Regions from separate parts of the Mus musculus genome. Here region 1 is linked to region 2. The links are chromatin contacts, found by Hi-C or POLR2A ChIA-PET in ENCODE. All regions are on one chromosome and are shown on one strand. Each heading gives the region's core, a stretch centred on a gene start or an enhancer-like site at or near the end of the contact. The rest is flanking DNA. Distances are from core to core; before and after follow the strand shown.

Region 1 (3,037 bases), core at 69-2,568, 330 kb after region 2:
GTCTTCACATCTCACATGCTGGGAATGAAAGACAGGCACCATCTCTCCTCCGCACTTTCCCTCTCGGTTCATGTGTTCCTGTCATTCTAGCTCTTTCTTTACATTCAAACTTTAAGGTATCAGCACTTGCCTGGACTGTTTTTGTGTTCTTTCTCAAACTGTGTACTTATCTGCATTTAGCTTTAATGCGGTTAAGAAGTCGGGATAGCCTCTCTAATATTGTATAAAAGGATGAAAATAAAGAAAACCAAGTTAACAGGATCCACTTTTTAGTTACCATGGCATATTCAAGTAACCGCAGCTATAGCCATAAAAGCATAAAATTAGGGGGGAAAGGAGGGAGAGACAGACAGACAGGTACAGAGAGAAAGGAAGGGAGGAAAGAAGAAAGGAAGGGCACTTTGGGTAAAAGCATAGGCCAGATCACAGCACTTTCAAAGATTCCAGTCATTATCCCAGGGACAATCAGAATTGTTTACGGGACACTGTAGGAAGACAAGTAATGTGAGCAGGTTTGCACCAGTGAGCACTCTGGAGCAATCTGAAGAACAGGCTGCAGGAGGGCAAGAGGAAATATGACAGATCAACAAGTCTTAGTGGGGAAGGCATCTTTGGGCGAGAGAGGTCCAGAAATACAGACAAACACTGTGTAGACATGCTGGGGCTAAGCGAATGGAAACAGTTTCTAGGCTTCTGCCCTGACAAATCTGCGGAGCCAGAAGAGGCGCGGGAGGGCTTAAATTTTCCCGCACTTACACTCTCAATAATTTCCTAAGAATTAACAAGGATGTGAAAGGCTACAGGCCCGGAATTGGCTCTGTTGTCTCCTAAATGAAAGGTTATAATGACAATTAACTGCCATAGAGCGATCTACTTGTAGACAGAGTCTTGTCAGAGTAATACAATTCAGAAGCACGCTTTGTGGTCTAACGAGGAGCGGCCTCTTTCACTGCAGCTTTTCCAATGTTTAACTAGCAACTTGCACGTACACAAGATATCAAAATCAATCCCAATCCCGGGCTTTAGGTCCTCGGCATCCCTCCTTACACAAGCGGGCACGCCGGGGCTCACCTGAGTGACGAACTCCGCGTTGATCTGGGACACCGTGGGGGCCACGATTTTCTTGGGCTGCGCAGGAGCCGCCATCGCAGCGATCGCCACTGAAGCTGACCAGAGGCTCGTAGCGGCGACTCTCGAAAGCTTTCAAGCAGCGGCGGCGACCCAGCCCCGAGGTGCCAGAGCGCCCGGCACAGACACGCTGGGCTCCCACGGTTCCTCCCGGAACCTGAGAAGTCCCGGCGTTCCCCGGAAGCAGAACTAGTGGGCCCGGAAGTCAAGGCAAGAGTTAAGCTTGAGCTAGAAAGTAGGCTGCCTTTACCTGTCTCTTTATTGCCCCCTAGTGGAAGGAAGAAAGATAACATACAGCGTGTAGGATTGGGTCATAGGGAGAGAGGGGGCTGAAAGATGTGTTGAATGTGATTAATAAAGGTGGGAGTTGAAAGAATAGGATGTCGACTTTATTTGAACGCTAAAGAAAAATATAGTAAAAAGCAAAACCCATACTCTTAGAATTTGAGGCACCGTGTGACTTCAAAAACTGCCTGGAAGTACTGATTGCCATACAATAAACATAAACCAAGTGTAAAACTTAATACACTTTGAAATAGTTGTCTATCTATTATTGTATCACCAGAATCATGGCAATGAGATTACCCAAAGCCATTAAAAGTTACTATGTGTCCTTCTGCCTTCAACCTATCACCCCTTTTTCTCACACAGTCTTCTACTATCATGGATCCTCTGGGTCACTGTTAACTACAGAATTTTATATAAACTTTATGCAAATTTGCAGAGGAATAAAAGAGAGATTGATCAGCGGTTAAGAGCACCAGGTGCTCTTCCAGATGACCTGGGTTCAATTCCCAGAAGCCACATGGCAGCTCTCAATTGTTTGTAACTCCAGGTCCAGAGGCTCTGACACCCTCACACAGACATACATGCACGCAAAACACCAATTCACATGAAATAAAAGTAAAAATAAAATTTAAAAAGAAACTATTTTACATACATTTTAGAATATGTTCTTTTTTGGTCACTCAAAATTATTTTGAGATGCATCTGTGTTGTTCATATCAGTCACTGATTCAGTTGTATTGCTAAATAATAGCCAACTTTTCAGACATACTACAATCCATAAATTTAGTAATATGTTGATATGCGTTTAGATTGTTTCTAGTTGCTGACTACTACAAGAAAGTCCTCTACAGGCGATTCTAAGTCATTATGTAGACATACATTTCCTCTGAAGCAACACATTCAATGGTGTATGTTTGCCATTTTAAGAAATGTCTGTCTTTCCAAAGCAGTTGTGCCTTGCTAACATTTGAGACTTGTGTTGTCTTCTTTCCCTTACCGACTTTTAATATGGATAGTTTTTAAAGTTGTTTTAGGCATACTACGTATGTGGTACATCACAGTATAGGTGTAATTCATGTTCCTCCAATGGTCCATGATGCTGAACTCACAACTTCTTGTGAGTTTTATGCTTTTATCCTCACTAGGGAAATAACTGTTTAAAACTTTAGCCTGGTTCTTATTTGGTCACTTATTTTATAATTCTTGGGTTAGCACACCCATCCCATTTACAAACTCATACATAGGTTGAACAGTTATCTCTAGTAAGTCCTCTCTAGAGGAATATAGGCAGTAGACTGGTACACCATTCTCTCTCTCTTAATTTGTGATATATACCCATCTGCCCAAAATGAGGACTGTGAAAGAAAATAGCTGTAGGTCTGGCCATCAAGTATATACATGTTGTAGCTTTCGTCCCTCCATCTTTTATGGTTTGTAGACATATAGATAAAAATTTGCTCGATTACAATTTTAAATGTAAAGCATTCTGAATATATAACTACCACTGACATGTTATTGCCAACTATGGCATCTATAAAACAGTAGGGCAGGCTTTCAAATGACTTTGATGATGACTCTTAAGATGCTGAAATCGTTATTTTTATACTTCACCATAACTACC
Region 2 (2,800 bases), core at 185-2,684:
TTAGACGAGTGAAGCGTTTGTTGCTAAGCCTGACAACCTGAGTTTGATCTCCAAGGTCCACAAACAGGAGAGAATTCATGCAAGTTGTCCTTCTGACCACAGATGCATGGCATGGCATGGCATAGCATGGCATGGGTCCAACAGTGCACACACACAAAAGTAACTGGGGAGCAGGGGGTGGAGGTGAGGATCCTGAGACTTTAGCAAAAGTGAGTGATTAAAACAACACAAAACAAAAAACTTCAACCAACTCTGGTTTCTCAATTTGCTTGTTAAAAAAACAGCTTTGTTTTGTCAAGGACAAATGTTGATGTTGGGTGGGTAATGTCTACTCTGCTAAAGAGATCAGAAACTGCGAAAATGTCGGGCAGCAGGCCTCTTCGTAAATTGCTGGATACAGAAGGATCCTATGAAGCCTATTTCTAAACTTGGCCTGACTGTCTCCCTAATGATTCGTTTGAAATGTTCTGACTGCCCACCCCAGCCTGACAGGATAGTGTGTTCCCCTCCCCCACATACTGCTTGTTTAAAACACGACAGATTACCAGATCGGTGGCACAGTATTTAAGTAGGGAGCCTGGTATCCTATTCCTAGCACTGTAAAACAAAACAAAAACCCACGGCAACATAGGGAGGCACGTCTGATCATCACCACCGAGACTGCATTCTAACCACGTGTCTTTCTTATCCAGAATAAAATGGGTATGCCCTTGTCCCAACACGTTGTAACTTACCTTTATTTCCGTAGCTGCAGTTTCATGTCTCCTGCGATCGCACTGACCGCGGCCACCCTTGACCTTAATGCCATAGACAGCTCGAAGCTGCTGCAGCAGGGCCAATCTGACCAGTCTCTGATCCCACATCCCGAACACGTCGCCTACTCTCCGAGGCCGACTCCGGGTCCTGACTTTCTTTGCCACCAACCAACTCTTCCACTTGCCAAACGCCCTCAGGCTCGCTCTGCTCCGCTGCCTTCCAGCCACCTCTGGCACTCTTCCTCCACTTTCCCTCGATCCACTTACACAGACCTTCTTCTCTCGCGCCTCTCTTCACTCTTGTTTCACTTCCACCAGCCTTCTTTCCGGGTCGCTCAGCCCTGTCAGTTACTTCCACAAACTTCCCTTTTTTCTGACTCTTCCGTTTCCCCAGACTAACGCCTGCAGCTAGTTTCTCGCTTCCGGACACTTCCACTTATCCTCTTCCCCGCAGGGTGGCCTTCCCCGCTCTGATTTCTTGAGATGGAAATGCAACCTTAAGCTACTCCCTCCAGCCGGGCCAGCCGGCTGCTCAGGGATCCCCAGTCCCGGTCCCTGCCCGGGCTGGTCCCCGCCGTCACCCCGTCTCACACGCAGCCTTTCCCCTAGCCCATCAGCCTTGCCTGTGGCCCCGGCCCGCTAAAGCTTAGTGACTCGGCTCCGCCAGCGCCCCACCTTCTCGGCACACATCAGACCCGACGCGACCGCACCTGAGCAGTGGCTCAAATGCCAGCGCCAAACAGCGCTCCGCATCCGATTGGCCCGCTCCTGTTTTCAAAATGAGGACCCTTTGGGGTGGCCAGGAGCTGCCTGTCTAAAAGGTTCCGGCAAAGCCGAAAGCACAGCGAGCGTTGAGATCAGGGTTAAGAAATGTGAAGAGAGTGAGTTCCTCTTTCTCTTTGCCTATTTCTTTGGAAGAAAAATGTCAAAAACGTGTTCAAATATGTTTGCTTTGCTCTTCGGACAATATACTTCGGAGATCCGAATAGACAGCTCATAACCTCCCCCCACTTCCGCCCTTTCATTTCTCCACTAAAGCTAAAGGTCCCGTCATAGGGAAAACCGATTCTACGGAAGGCGGGAGGAGTCAAGTTTAGTTATGAATCACAAACGCCGTTTGTTGTTGTTGTTGTTGTTGTTTGTTTTGTTTTGTTTTTGAGACCCGGACCCAAGGTCTTAGAAGGGAATTGGAACTGTGAGCCATTGGTCCTTCTTTGGGAGACTGGTGGTATTATTAAATTTTCTTACATAAGGTAATTAAGGTAATTAAGCACAACAAAGATGACTTGTCACGAGAGAGTAGTGGAGGAATACGGAGCTGTAGGAGGCAGCTGCAGCAATAGTTTACCTCTGTGGGACTTGGTTAAAGGACCAGAAGTCCTGTTTGCCATTGCCATTACTGAAACCTCAGCTGTCTGATTTAAATGCATGACATCACCTTCTCCTCTTGTTTCCCAGAGCTGCCTTTCCTTTTCCAAACACCAGTAATCCTACTCTCTCTCTCTCTCTCTCTCTCTCTCTCTCTCTCTCTCTCTCTCTCTCTCTCTTTCTCTCTCTCTCTCACACACACACACACATGAGAGAGAGAGAGAGAGAGAGAGAGAGAGAGAGAGAGAGAGAATGTGTATGCATTCAGTCATAACTATAAAAATAACTTATGTTGTGTATATCCTTCTCTAGGCCACGTTGTTCTGGTTCTTCGATGGCTAAGAATTCCTTTTAAGGTGCTTAGGTTAGCTTTTGAATATTAAATAGTGCTTTCTATTTACATCCATGTATGTATGCACTGGATAGTTTTTATGTCACCTTGACACAAGCTAAAATTATCTGAAGGGAGGGAACCTCAAGTGAGGAAAATGCCACACGTTCCAGCTGTAGGGTATTTTCTTACTAAGTAATTGATGGGGAAGACCCATCCCATTGTGAGTGGTGCCATCCATGGGCAAGTGGTTTTCGGTTTTGTAAGAAATCAGTTTGAGAAGGCTATAATGAGTAAATCAGGAAGTAGCACTCCTCCATGGCCTCTGCATCAGTTATTGCTTTCA

The links. A loop is a pair of places that touch in the nucleus more often than their neighbours do. ChIA-PET counts read pairs that join two places held with the same protein, here RNA polymerase II (POLR2A).
Region 1: POLR2A ChIA-PET joins it to region 2 with 11 read pairs in embryonic stem cell. The contact joins the promoter of Aqr here to the promoter of Arhgap11a in region 2. A Hi-C loop is called at or near these places in 2 of 37 maps with a recorded cell type or tissue (T-helper 1 cell and T-helper 17 cell). POLR2A ChIA-PET finds 5 or more read pairs at or near these places in 3 of 5 experiments (Patski and embryonic stem cell).

Annotation. Positions count from the first base shown.
Region 1 is chr2:114,174,021-114,177,057 of GRCm38, forward strand. Aqr (aquarius) reads right to left here and starts at 1,319. Exons shown (of 35, transcript NM_009702.3): 1 at 1,072-1,319. The coding sequence starts at 1,146.
Region 2 is chr2:113,847,227-113,850,026 of GRCm38, forward strand. Arhgap11a (Rho GTPase activating protein 11A) reads right to left here and starts at 1,435. Exons shown (of 12, transcript NM_181416.3): 1 at 735-1,435. The coding sequence starts at 863.